2 separate regions of the Homo sapiens genome follow, and region 2 is linked to region 1. A link is a contact called in ENCODE Hi-C or POLR2A ChIA-PET data. All regions are on one chromosome and are shown on one strand. The core of a region is the stretch at or near the end of the contact, and the rest is flanking DNA. Distances in the headings are between cores, read along the strand shown. Region 1 has its middle 6.7 kb from the start of OR6J1. Region 2 holds the start of SLC7A7 (solute carrier family 7 member 7).

The links. Hi-C counts contacts between places; a loop is a spot of excess contacts on that map. ChIA-PET counts read pairs that join two places held with the same protein, here RNA polymerase II (POLR2A). Pooled maps may share reads with other maps.
Region 2: a loop to region 1 is called in a map of PC-3, with 4 times the contacts of the local background. The contact joins the promoter of SLC7A7 here to the enhancer-like site in region 1. A Hi-C loop is called at or near these places in 27 of 168 maps with a recorded cell type or tissue (HCT116, HL-60/S4, K562 and 16 more), 3 of 37 single-sample maps with no recorded cell type and 26 of 50 pooled maps. POLR2A ChIA-PET finds 5 or more read pairs at or near these places in 8 of 52 experiments (HEK293T, OCI-LY7, PC-9 and 4 more).

What each region holds. Positions count from the first base shown.
Region 1 is chr14:22,647,419-22,654,629 of GRCh38, forward strand. No RefSeq gene overlaps it. Among named protein-coding and RNA genes, the nearest start is that of OR6J1, 6.7 kb to the left of the region's middle. RefSeq lists an enhancer at 3,766-3,985. Within about 2 kb of position 2,793, at least 2 of the 41 ENCODE cell types and tissues checked have a DNase peak (open chromatin) inside an H3K27ac peak, as active enhancers do; they include PC-3 and PC-9, where a contact is called at or near this core.
Region 2 is chr14:22,810,363-22,817,439 of GRCh38, forward strand. SLC7A7 (solute carrier family 7 member 7) reads right to left here and starts at 5,073. Exons shown (of 10, transcript NM_003982.4): 1 at 4,958-5,073; 2 at 2,538-3,078. The coding sequence starts at 3,036. RefSeq lists silencers at 2,921-2,980, 3,001-3,060 and enhancers at 4,368-4,874, 5,063-5,162.

The DNA of each region.
Region 1 (7,211 bases), core at 1,543-4,042:
TTTGAGACCAAGTGTCGTTCTGTCACCCAGGCTGGAGTGCAGTGGTGCCATCTCAGCTCACTGCAACCTCTGCCTCCCAGGGTCAAGTGATTCTCATGCATCAGACTCTTGAGTTGCTGGGAGCACAGGCATGCACCACCATGCCCAGCTAACTTTTGTATTTTTAGTAGAGAGGAGGTTTAGCCATTTGGCCAGGCTGGTCTCAAACTCCTGACCTCAAGTGATCCACCCGCCTCTGCCTCCCAAAGTGCTGGGATTACAGGTGTGAGCCACCATACCCAGCTGATTCCATTTTTTAAAGACATATATTAATGCATAGATAAAAGAATATAAGTATATTAACTAAAATATTAATTGTGGTTATTTCTGCATGCCGGGATCTATTCTTTCTTTTTTTTTTTTTTTTTTTTTTTTTTGAGACAGAGTCTTGCTCTTTCGCCCAGGCTGGAGTGCAGTGGCGCGATCTCGGCTCACTGCAAGCTCCGCCTCCCGGGTTCACGCCATTCTTCTGCCTCAGCCTCCCGAGTAGCTGGGACTACAGGCGCCCGCCACCACCCCCAGCTAATTTTTTGTATTTTTAGTAGAGACGGGGTTTCACCGTGTTAGCCAGGATGGTCTTGATCTCCTGACCTCGTGATCTGCCCACCTCAGCCTCCCAAAGTGCTGGGATTATAGGCGTGAGCCACCGCGCCTGGCCTATTCTTTCTTATTTTTATATTATTGTGGTAGATAGGTCAATCATTGTGTTCCCCACCCAGAGCCCTAACTGCAGTGTTCCTACATATGAGTTGGCCACCCATCCGATTGGGTCACAGGTAGGCAAACAACCCAGGAGAAACTAAGCCAAAGGTGGGGATAAATGCAGCAGATTTCCTCAAGAAATTGAACCAAGAGGCACAGAAACTATGATAGACACCTGTTGTTTTAAACATTCTTTCTTATTTTCTTCTATTAACCACTACCTCATTCCCTTTTGGGAAGCAGCTCCTTCTCCATTACACAAACCATGTGATTCTAATGGGACTATATAATATCACAATATAAAGCCAAAGTTCATGAAAGGGAACACGATCTATTATAATATCCATCACCCAACCACAGTGACTGATCCAAAGAGTGACCATCCAACCCAAGGCAGGCCAGGAATCCCTCCTTTAGAATCCATATGTTGGAGCAGAGTTAGGAAAAGCTCTCTCCTCTGGGCTCAAAAGCTGTGATGATGTAACCCTGAGCTGCCAGTAGATCTACACCCAGCCTCACCCTTCCACTGTTGCACGGAGAGAGCCTTTCTGCTGTCTGGATTCATGAGGACAACACACCAATGGAAATGCAGCTAAGAGACAGAGATAGAATTTGGACACTGTTGTGTATGACTGGATCAGTCATGCCTGAGGCCTGCCAACAATATCCTTTCTGATTGTACAAGCCAAAAAATCCTCCGTTTTTCTTAAGTTCATTTGAATTATGGTCTTCTGCAGTCATAAGAGCTCTAACAAACACAGAGACTAATTAGTAAGACGCTGGTGGGTACTTTTCTGAAAAGTTGTGTAGAGTTGGGGCTGGAGTAGGTGCCATAGCAAACCAAAGTGATTCCTAAGCTGAAGTCATAGGGGAGCAAATAAACCATCAGTGATAGTAGAGACCTTGTTTCAAAGAGAAGTGTAACAGTAGCTTAGACTCAGAGACAAGTAATGACTGAGGGAACACGGGCCCACCGGAAAGGATGGTGGCAGCCTGAGCTGCTGACTTTCTTGTTCCAATCCCTGTGTGCCTTGTTCCTACTCTTGGATGCCCATGAGAGACTGCCTGATGTATTCTTTCTACAATCTTACACATACACACACACACTCACATACACACAAGACTTTAGTCAACTAGCTTGAGTAAGCCTCTGTTTTTTAAATTCAAAGTATCAATGAGTAAGAAAATAGTGTTCATACATCACATTTCTAATCAGAAAGTTATTTTTAAGATCCAAACAAACTTTTGCTCTACAGAAATTTATTTAACATAAATGACATTTATAAATTTATAGATTAAGGCAAAAATTCACTTTAAAGGTCAATGACCTTTGGACAATTTCTGTACAAGGACAATACTTCCAGAAAGTTTAAGGCTGTCAACCTTATTCTGCTTTAACTCCAGCCACTCTCATGTCTGCCTTCCCTTACTTGAGCATGGTAATGGGTCTGGCAACTGGCTAATTATAATAGGCGACAAGGATGAATATGTTTTAGGCCCAACCAACAATTTTATGATGTACTAGCAACTCTCATGAGGATGTCATTCATAAGTTGGTTTTTTTTTAAGTACTAGTTCCACTATATAATTGATGTTTTATATTAGCCATCTCCCCCTCCCCACAATTGTATATGATCATAGGAATAGAATTTTGAAGATGGAAGGACCCTAGTTCTATAACCTCCTCATGTCACAGAAGGGTGTTAAGTCTAACACAGGTCAAATGAATCACCCAAGGTAACAAAACTTTGAAGGCAAAAACTCCAGCTTTCTTGACCAGAGCAGTATAGAGAAGAAAATCAATGAAAGCTAGTGGTACAGGCACAGGATTCATGGAAGATGTGAGATTAAAATCAAGACTTAGCCTTTCAATACAGGGCAATGAGTACCACCAGACTATGAGTAGAAAGAGCCAGGTACTGGCTCAGGCTATGCCTTATCCATTTATATGACTCCCTGAAGGTAGAAACTAGGTTTTATTCTTCGTGGTATTCCCTACGCCCAATATCATAACAAAGACATGAGAGAAACTCAATAAAAAAGTGAATAAGGAGTGGGTGAGTAAGTAAGCAAATAGATAGGAAACCTAATACTCTGGAGAAGTCTATGTAGAAAAGGAAAAAAAGGGCCGGGTGCTGTGGTTCATGCCTGTTATCCCAGCTACTGAGGAGACTGTGCCCGGAGGATCCCTTGAGCCCAGGAGTTTGAGACCAGCCTGGGCAACATAGTGAGCCCTCATCTCAGAAAATGGGAATAGAGCCTCGGTGAAAGCCTTCAGTTAAAAGGCAGGAGAAGGAGTCACCACTGGGAACAAGAGAAAGAGTAGTGAGAAAGCAAACCAACAGAAAGCCAGTGGTACAGGATTAGCAAGCAGGGGAGGAGAAATCCAAGACGTAGGTATGTCAGCAGTGCCAGAAACTAGGAAAAGGTTATGAAACATGAGAGCGAAGGAAAAGTCATTGGATAAAAAATTTTTAAGGCTAAGTGTCTATTGCTAAGCAAGACTAGCAGCATATTTTGGCTAGGCAAGAACTGGGGTTCCAGTGTGGCTGAGAAGAGCAGAAAACATCCATCCCCAGCCTCGCACCACTGGCATGCTTCCTGAACCCACCCCTCAGAATATCTGCTTACATTAGTGCCTCTATTTCCACAGCAAATAGAGATAAGAAGAGTCCCTTTATATCTATTTGCATATACCAAATTATGTTAAAAATCAGGATTCTCCCAGGGGTAAAAACGGACTGGAAAAAAAAAAAAAGGACTGGAACGTTGATCCTCATTTAGATTCAAGAACATAAAAATAGGTCTGATGTATGCAAGTGCCCGTAGTCTGAGGTTAGGTTACAGAAAAGGATTATGGAGCCTCTAAGAAGGAACTCACCACAAGGGAAGAAGGACTCTGAACTGGTGAGCTGTGTTCAGGCACAGCTCCTTAAGTACACTGTATGTCTGCGATCCTGGCAGTGTAGAGAATCAGTGAGCATGTGGGCATGTGATACTGGTGGACCTCTTCCATGAATGCCTCTAATACTTTGAGACACAGTTCATTTCACTCTAAGGTCCCATACCTGTCAGAACTCACAGCATAGTTAACAGCAGGCCTGTGGTTTCTAGAAGAGGCAATGGCAACAGTGGCCCCTGGCTCCTTCAGTGGTGGTGGCAGAGACCCATGAGGTGACCAAAACCAGCTGTTGTGGTGACTCAGCCCACAACACCCATCAAGCACCCTCCTGGAACACGGTAGACCAAAGATGCTCAATAAAAGCAGCACAGCTGAATGACTGAATTCAGAGAGGCATTTAGGAGCAATTGGTATCAAAGTCACTGCAAATATTGAGTAGCAATGCAAGAACCTTCCAAGTGTCATTCCTCATCTCTTCCCTGTGAGAAAAGAAAAATAGCTGAAAGCAGCCTGAGCTCTGTGAGGCATGCAAAATTTATCAGGTCCAGGGACACATGAGTGTGGGACCTCAGTCACGCCCACTGTCCCCCACCATCCCCATGACCAGGGGCAAGTGTTTAAAGGTGTTTTGGTCTTGACTAGCTGCCTTGCCTATTATCTTCATGTTCCTGGCATTTGTGATACAAAGCACAATGCATAGCTAATTAATAGCTTATGTTATTTTGATGCAACTTCTTGGCAAACAACTTAGGAACTGCCTCTTTAAAAACTCACATGTAACTGCTGCTAACTAATCTCAGCACATAGTCAGGGCAACCTGAATCTATGCACCCAAATTGTAGTCCTCAAATCTGGCCCAAGTAAACTCCCTACTTTTATTAATTTTGTCTCAGTTTTTGTCCTTTAGGTCGACACCTGTGTCCTGGATCTCAGTTCACTAGATTAGGTCAGGACCAGTGGGTTAGGAGAGTGAAGGTTTCACATTCCATCAGCCCTGGCACTAAATGTCAAGAAGAATAGTGCCGGGCTGGGCGCAGTGGCTCATGCCTGTAATCCCAGCACTTTGGGAGGCCAAGGAGGGTGGATCACTTGAGGTCAGAAGTTCAAGACCAGCCTGGCCAACAAGGTGAAACTCCGTCTCTACTAAAAACACAAAAATTAGCCAGGCATGGTGGTGGGTGCCTGTAATCCCAGCTACTCAGGAGGCTGATGCAGGAGAATCGCTTGAACCCGGGAGGCGGAGGTTGCAGTGAGCCAAGATCGTGCCATTGTTCTCCAGCCTGGGCAACAACAGCGAAACGTCATCTCAAAAAAAAAAAAATTGAAAAATTGAAAAGAAAAAGAAAAATAGTGCCAGGGATGCAAGTACTGCCAGCCTCAAAGCACCTCGAGGCACTGATGCCGCTGGCATTTGCACACCTCAGCCTGGACTCTGCAGCGGCTGACAGGCACGTCTGCATCTTATCACTTAATAAACATTCATTGACACCTCCTATATCTTAGGCACTTTTGGTACATGCTGGAACACATTAGAGAACAAATCCAGTCCTTCCCCTCCAGGCATTTTTAGTCTAGAGCAGAAGCTTCAGAGTGTTCTAGCTTCAGAATTGTTCTTCAATTATACAAAAAAGGCCAGGCACGGTGGCTCATGCCTGTAATGGGAGGCCGAGGCGGGTGGATCACCTGAGGTCGGGAGTTTGAGACCAGCCTGACCGACATGGAGAAACCGCGTGTCTACTAAAAATACAAAATTAGCCCAGCTTGGTGGCACACGCCTGTAATCCCGGCTACTCGGGAGGCTGAGGCAGGAGAATCGCTTGAACCAGGGAGGTGGAGGTTGCAGTGAGCTGAGGTCGCACCATTGCACTCCAGCCTGGGCAAGAAGAGCAAAACTCCATCAAAATAAATAAGTAAATGAATAAATAAAATTATACAAAAAATTGTGTGTTTATGTAGATTGAGAGGGAGATGAGAACAGTCAAATTCTCAAATGGCTTTTTGACCCAGAAAAGGTTAAGAGCCTCCTAGTTGGGACCATCCATATCCCTCATTTCTAAATTCTTAGCAACTACCCCAGCACTTACTGACAGCACCTCTTGGGCATCTCTAACCTTTTGCAGTGTTCACAGTGCCTTCCTCACCAGCTCGTGGCAGACTCCTGGTGGAAGAGGAGGGAAGCACACCTCATTGTTGACATTGCCTCCTAGTTCCCGGGGAGCTCCATTCCAGGAAGGAATTTAACCAGGGAGTGGCTGTCCCTCTCTTTTGGATAACTTTGGGCTTATCCAGCGGACAAACCACTGCCTATTCCCTGACAGGCAGACTGACTCGGGGACATTTTTTCCCTGCCAAAGTACTGCTTGCTTCCCAAGACTTCTCCAGACTAAACATCCATTGACTGAGATGAAATATTACACTTTTCTTTTCCAAAGGGTCAAAGGGATTTCAGCAAGGTTCAGACTAAGGAAAAGAGGGCTGATTTGTGAATACACTGGGAAGAGCATTTTGGTCTAATGGTCTTATTTCTCATCCAAATTAATAACATGTCACTCTTGAGAACATTTTTGTTAATGACGCCTCAAAACACAACCCACCCAGCCCCAGACTGTGAGCCTTCAAAGACAAAGACAGGTCCCCGGCCTTCCCTTGGATGGCCCTACCGTTCTCTTCCCAGATGTTTTACGAGCCTGCTAATTTTTGTAAGATGTAATAAAATATATTTAAGGGAGAAAAAATGTACTAGACTGTTTTAATGAGCTTGAGCATCTATATTTTTGAAAATGTAATGTCAAGAAGCCAGGGAAAGTTGTTTTTTAAATTACCAGGAATTTTCTGATTCCACTTTTGGAGGAGACTTTGTTTGTTTATTTGTTTGTTTGTTTTTGAAAAACACTTCAATGGCTTTATGGCAGTAAAGCCAAAATCATATTCTCAGTAGCTTAAGACCGTGCTGAGCTACACAGCTCACCTTCATGACGCTGAGATGGCCTGCACTGTGGGAAGAGATCCCTCTCTACAGGTTAGGATGTGTCTTGAGAGGTGAGTCTGGGGCCACCATGGGGTTTTCCCTTCTCACTGGGCCTCCTGATCAGGGTCCAGCACCTGGCAGGGGAGTCATAGCAAATGGACCAGTGACAGACATGAGCAAAGACACTCCACGACAGAAGATAAGTCTCATGATAATGTGGCAGCAGAAAGAGAGATGAGCAGTGGGAGAGAAAAAACAAAATACCCTATCCAGATGAATGGCTGGTGGACTTTAAGAACAATAATCTCCTATATCTCATTGGATTTTTTCCCTCTTTCCTACACAATCCCCTCCTGTTATTCCAAAGCTTTCAATGAAACAGGGGTTACAATGGGCCTGACATACTCGGCAGATAATGTCATGGCATTGGTAAGAGTGTAGTAGTCAGGATGATCAGAGGTCACTCTCATTGCCATCTTGGTTTTGGTGGGTCCGCACTTGGTATGAGGAGGGGCGGGGAAAACAGGAGCAGTTGGAGAAACTCATCACAAGGTAGCCAGAAGTGACCAGCAGATCCCCAGAAGCAGCAGGGATCTGCAG
Region 2 (7,077 bases), core at 3,823-6,322, 170 kb after region 1:
GAGGCAGGAGAATCACTTGAACCTGGGAGGCAGAGGTTGCGGTGAGCCAAGATCACGCCATTGCATTCCAGCCTGGGCAACAAGAGCGAAACTCCATCTCAAAAAAAAAAAAAAAAATAGATTTCTGGTATTTTAAAGGAATGCAGCCATCTTAGAAATATTACTTAGATGAAATGATCCTTCTCTGCACATGATATAATTAACCATATGCCCACATTTGAGGGTGCTCCAAGACCAATAGATCCTAAAATTAGTTTTGCCAGTAAGCAACCTACCAGATCATCTGCAAGTAATGCAAGAGAAATCACAGATCATATTTAAGACCTCAGTGAAGGCTGGGCACAGTGGCTCATGCCTGTAATCCCAGCACTTTGGGAGGCCAAGGCGGGCGGATCACCTGAGGTCGGGAGTTCAAGACCAGCCTGACCAACATGGAGAAACCCTGTCTCTAATAAAAATACAAAAATTAGCCAGGCGTGGTGGCACATGCCTGTAATCCCAGCTACTTGAGAGGCTGAGGCAGGAGAATCACTTGAACCCGGGAGGCAGAGGTTGTGGTGAGCCGAGATTGTGCCATTGCACTCCAGCCTGGGCAACAAGAGTGAAACTCCGTCTCGGAAAAAAAAAACCTCAGTGAAAACCCCCTTCTTGCAACACAAAGCAGTGCCTTCCACCCCTCCCTGACTGTTGCCATGTATGACAAACATCCCATATGCAGAGATGAGTCCAGGCCAGACACAAGGACACACAAAACACAGAAGGACCCCACAGAAGACAGCCAGTTCTCTACACAACAGTAAAATCAGAGAAGCTGGAAAGGAAGTTGAGGAGTGAATGGGGCAATACAGAAATTGAAAGAAAAAAGGACACAAACTGATTGGAGAGCGGTGAGCCAATGAGCAATTGCACCTGGTGCAAAATTCCTGTGCCCCAACTGCTAGAGCAGCTGCCCCTCAAATTGACAGAATGTCTGAGCTTCTTCACAGTTGCAGGGTGGAAGGCATCTCTAAGGTCCTAGGCTCTCCCAGGTTGGAAGGGCATTTTTCAAGAATAGTGGCATCTGAGGGATGGGGCTATGGAGAATCATCATCTCAGCACCTCCAATGGCTTTACTGAATGTACAGATTTAAATAATGTTTTATTTATGAGATGGAGAAAAAGCCAAGGTGGACTGAAATGACAGTATTAAAAATCTAGCCCACAGAGGCCGGGTGCAGTGGCTCACGCCTGTGATCCCAACACTTTGGGAAGCCAAGGCAGGTAGATCACTTGAGCTCAGGAGTTCGAGTCCAGCCTGGCCAACACAGTGAAACCCCGTCTCCACCAAAAATACAAAAAAATTAGCTAGGCATGGTGGCACATGCCTGTAATCCCAGCTACTAGGGAGGCTGAGGCAGGAGAATCACTTGAACCCAGAAGATGGAGGTTGCAGTGAGCTGAGATTGCACCACTCAAGCCTGGGCGACAGAGTGACTCTATCTCAAAAAAAAAAAAAAAAAAAAAGGAAGAATCCAGCCTACAGAAATACTCATGCAGCTGCAAAAAGATATTCACTGGAGCATTATCTGTAAGACTGAGAAACTGAAACCAACGTACATGGCCATTAACAGAGGACCAGCTAGATAAATAAACTACTATGCATCCTTAAAATTCACATGAAATAATATGAAGCATTTTTTAAAAAGTAGATCTGTAAGTAGAAAAGAATGTCACTGATAATGCTAGAGGAAAAGCACACTGTAGAATTACATGTAGACTAGTATGACCTCATTTTTGTAAAAGAACAAAACTACACCTCTTTTTTTTTTATTTTTATTTTTTTGAGATAGAGTCTCACTCTGTTGCCCAGGCTGGAGTGCAGTGGTGCGATCTTGGCTCACCGCAACCTCTGCCTCCTGGGTTCAAGCGATTCTCCTGCCTCAGCCTCCTGAGTAGCTGGGATTACAGGCACCTGCCACCACACCCAGCTAATTTTTGTATTTTTAGTAGAGATGGGGTTTCACCATGTTGGCCAGGCTAGTCTCGAACTCCTGACCTCAGGTGATCTGCCCACTTCAGCCTCCCAAAGTGCTGGGATTACAGGCATAAGCCACCACACCCTGCCAAAACTACATCTCTTGAAGGAACAAGAAAAAAAAATCAGTGTGCCTGTGGTCCCTGCTACTCAGGAGGCTGAGGCAGGAGGATAGCTTGAGCCTAGAAGTTCGAGGCTGAAGTAAGGTATAATCACACCACTGCACTCCAGTCTGGGTGACAGAGCAAAATACCTGTCTCTTTAAAAAAAAAAAAAAAAAATCAGGAAGAATATGCAAACTGCTAATAGTGCTTACTGTGAGAAGCTGGGGAAAAGGTGAGTGTTTTTGCGATACACTGTGGTACTGTTTGAATTTTCACACAAAGCATACTTTAACTATATATATATATATATATGTTGTCAGAGACATTCCTCTCTATCTCCTTCTTACTCCCAGACTGCACTCACATCCCAGCCTCTGTCCAGCCCTCCACCCACCACCTCCTACCCCAGCCCCACTTACAAATGCAGGCAGCAGCCAGCAGGCGGCTGGCAGCATAAGGGGCGAAGCAGCTCGGGAAGAGAGGCTGTACCATGTAGTTGGCAAAGGTGATGGCAATGATGGCCTGGCTGGTGGGCTCAATGATGAGCAGGGAGGTCCAGAGTCTGATGAAAGCAAGGAATCCTCCAAAGGCCTCCAGGATATAGGCATAGCTGGCCCCAGATTTCTTAATGGTGGTGCCCAGTTCCGCATAACAAAGGGCCCCAAAGACGGAGAAGAGGCCCCCGACAGCCCAGATGACCAGAGAGAGACCAAAGGAGGCACTGTATATGAGCACACCCTTGGGGGAAACAAAGATGCCCGAGCCGATCATGTTCCCCACAATCAGGCACACGCCGTTAAGCAGTGAGATCTCCTTCTTCAGCTTCACCTGCTCCGGCCCTGGGCTGGCCCCATCACCCAAAGGGGAGGTTTCCACCTCAGGCTGGGAGGCCACTTCATACTCAGTGCTGTCAACCATGGTGGAGGAGAGGAAACCCTTCACCAGCTTCCTGGCATTGCCCTTTAAGGAAGAAAGATGATGCTATAGATTAGGTGGTTGGCAATTACATAGAACCTCTACCCGCCTCCAACACAGGGTAATACGGGCAGCTCACCAACCAATGCGGAGACCTCCAAATAACCTTTTCTCCAGCTCACTCATCAAAACAACCCCAACTTGAATATTTGTCTATCTATCTATGTATTTATTTATTTATTGACAGAGTCTCGCTCTGTAGCCCAGGCTGGAGTGCAGTGGTGCAATCTCGGCTCGGCTCACTGCAACCTCAGCCTCCCGGGTTCAAGCGCTTCTCTTGCCTCAGCCTCCCAAGTAGCTGGGATTACAGGCACCTGCCACCACGCGTGGCTAATTTTTTTTTTTTTTTTTTGAGATGGAGTTTTGCTCTTGTTGCCCAGGCTGGAGTGCAATGGCGCGATCTCAGCTCACTGCAACCTCCGCCTCCCGGGTTCAAGTGATTCTCCTGCCTCAGCCTCCCAAGTAGCTGGGATTATAGGCATGCACCACCACACCCAGCTAATTTTGTATTTTTAGTAGAGATGGGGTTTCTCCATGTTGGTCAGGATGGTCTCAAACTCCCGACCTCAGGTTATCCGCCCGCCTCGGCCTCCCAAAGTGCTGGGATTACAGGCGTGAGCCACCTTGCCCAGCCTCCAACTTGAATTTTTAAGAGAAGGCACTCATTCGCCAGAGAGAAAGGATCTGTCTCTCATCATTAGGACATTGCTGCCCACCCGACTCACCAAATAGAGAACTAAATCTTGGGCCGGGCGCTGTGGCTCACATCTGTAAACCCAGCACTTTGGGAGGCCAAGGCGGGCAGATCACCTAAAGTCGGGAGTTCGAGACCAGCCTGACCAACATTTAGAAACCCAGTCTCTACTAAAAATACAAAAATTAGCCATGCGTGGTGGCACATGCCTGTAATCCCAGCTGCTTGGGAGGCTGAGGCAGGAGAATCACTTGAGCCCGGGAGGCAGAGGTTGCGGTAAGCTAAGACTGGGCCATTGCACTCCAGCCTGGGCAACAAGAGCAAAACTCTGTCTCAAAAAAAAAACAAAATCAAAAACAAAACACTAAATGTTGGTTCTCTCTGAGCCTGCTATAATACAAGACAGGCATGGGGGCAGTGTGGCGGCTCCCAGAAAATAACTATAATGGCTTGACCCCGAGTTTTCAGCCTTATCCAAAACCCGTCTTCCCTCCAATTTCAGCTTCAGGGATCACCTGTGCTGAGGTACAACATTAGGAACTGACCCTACCAGCAGCTAATCTGTGGGAGCGTCTCATGACACTGCTCTTTTCCCCAAGGACTCTACGTCTGCCAAAACTAAAGGCTTCAGAAACCTGCTGGAAACCCACAACCATCCTCCTGCCCAAAGAGCATCCCTTAACCCTTAGCTGGAGTCTTCAGCCCTGGCAAAGCCCAAGTAGACCCACTTCACCCTGAAAGAAGACAGGCTATTATCTTTTCCTTGCTTTTCCTTTCCCATTCTCTGGTATTCTAAGCCTCCTGCTATCGATCCCTCACATCAGCATCGTTGAATCACCCAAAAAAGTATGAATGAGAGAAGGGCGATCCAATGTACCATAAAACCTAGGGATGATTGGAGGCAGCTGATGGCCACTCCCTACCCCAGAGTTGCTGCTGGAGAGATATCACCCCGAGCCAAGGCAGGGAGACAGCTGCAGCCAGGCAGCACATGCTGGAAAACACCGAACAGGAGACAGCTGAGAGGAAAATGGGAGAGGCTAGTCAAGCAATGGAGAGATGTTAGGGTGAGAGGCACTCGGGAGAAGAAGCGATTAGACACTGCACAGCAGCAAAGAGGAGGGTTAGCAAGGTAAGTGGAGATGAGAAGAGGGTGGAACGCACACTCACTCCTTGGTCCTGGATATAAGCAGGTTCTCACGGCAGTGTGAGCAGCAGTCAGGGAGAGAAGTGCCTTCCAGGATCTGTGGTCTGATGCTCCTCCTTCCCAGCCAGCAGTAAAAGGGAAGGCCAGACAAATGCCTATGGATTTAAGCAAGAAGGGTGGAGGAGGTGAGGCAGCCCGCAAAGGAAGGAGTGAGGGAGGGGGAAAGGAGTATTAAGCAACCATCTGGGTCCAAGGTTCACTGGCCCTTCACATCTGCAAAAGGGGCAGCTAGGAGCTCTTGGCTCAGCACTTTCTGTGATAAGAAGGTGCTCTCTCAGGAATCTCCTTTGTCAGCTCTGCTCTGGGACCAGGGGCCCAGAAGAAAGGACAGTCAGCTGAGTGCAGTATCTGTAGCCCTGGGGAAGCTGTCCCAGAGCAAGTTAGCTGAGGACAGGACAGTAGCGGGGAAGGAATACACAGCACTCTCTCTCTCTGTGTCCTCCATGCCCCACCCTAGCCTCTCTTCTCTCTCACCCCAAGCATTTAAGAAAGGGAGGAAGGTTGCACAGTGTGACACAAAGGCTTGTTCCCATGCTGAGATTACAGGAAGTGTAAGAGCAGTCTCTACACCATGTGACTGGGTGTTCTAAGAGAACTCTGCACACTTCCCCATGCAAAGAGAGACTGGGGGGTTGCCTCCAAGCCTGGGCCACTGCCCCAAAGTCTGAGCCTCAGACTACTTCAAAAGAAACACAGTCAAGAGATCAAATATCTGACTGCATCCCCACCAGACCCACGTGCCTTTTCATTCTTGACAAAACATACCAAGATCTCTGGGATAAGCATAAATTCCTATAAACGCCTTCCTCAAATATAAGTTGACTCCACTTTCCTAAAAAATATGAGGAAATCAGGCCAGACGCGGTGGCTCACGCCTGTAATCCCAGCACTTTGGGAGGCTGAGGCAGGCGGATCACAAGGTCAGGAGATCAAGACCATCCTGGCTAACACGGTGAAACCCCGTCTCTACTAAAAACACAAAAAAATAAAAATTAGCCGGGCGTGGTGGCGGGCACCTGTAGTCCCAGCTATTCGGGAGGCTGAGGCAGGAGAATGAGGAGAATGGCATGAACCCGGGAGGCGGAGCTTGCAGTGAACCCACATTAGGCCACTGCACTCCAGCCTGGGCAACACAGCAAGACTCCATCTCAAAAAAAAAAAATTAAAAAAGAATATGAGGAAATCAGATTTCACTGAATTCTGTTGGACAGACAGGCCCAGAACAGGCAGAGGAAGCTGAGCACTTTTTGGAAATCACATAGTTTATGCTATCTTTATTATTTACTTTAAATCTGGTATTCTGAGTCTCTTTTACCAACAGAAATAGACCCTATCCATTCTGAAATCCAACTGTCTGTTTCTTCTCCTATCTGTTCTAACCCTCTTTGGTTATTCTACAACCAGAGAATAGAGATCTAAATATCTCTGGGAGACATCTCTACCATACATCCTCCCATTCTAGCTCTTTAAACTTTTAATTTAATCTAGGAGGAGGATTCTGGTGTGAGCGTTCCCAGAGATCATGCTTCTCCCAAGACAGGCTCACAATGATCTGAAATCCTTCTGGAGGAGACTCTCCTTTTCTCCAAAATGCTCCTGTAATAATAATTGCTATCACTTATTGAGCACTTACTGGGCCAGACACACTGCTAAGGACTTAAGCACATTATCTCATGGAACCTCCAGAGCTCATATACTCTTAATCACACAAGTATACTATCTCTCCATCTCCCCATCCCCCTGGCCTGCCTTAGTCTCTAGGCCTTCCTTTTATTTTTTTTTTTTTTTATTTATTTTCTTTTTTTGAGACAGAGTCTCACTCTGTCCCCCAGGCTGGAGTGCAGTGGCACGATCTTGACTCACTGCAACCTCCACCACCTCCTGGTTCAAGCAATTCTCATGCATCAGCCTCCTGAGTAACTAGGATTACACCTGGCTAATTTTTGTGTTTTTATTTCGGTATTTTTATTTTATTTTATTTTATTTTATTTTATTTATTTTGAGACAGACACTTACTCTGTCGCCCAGGCTGGAGTGCAGTGGTGCAATCTCGGCTCACTGCAACCTCCACCTACTGGGTTCA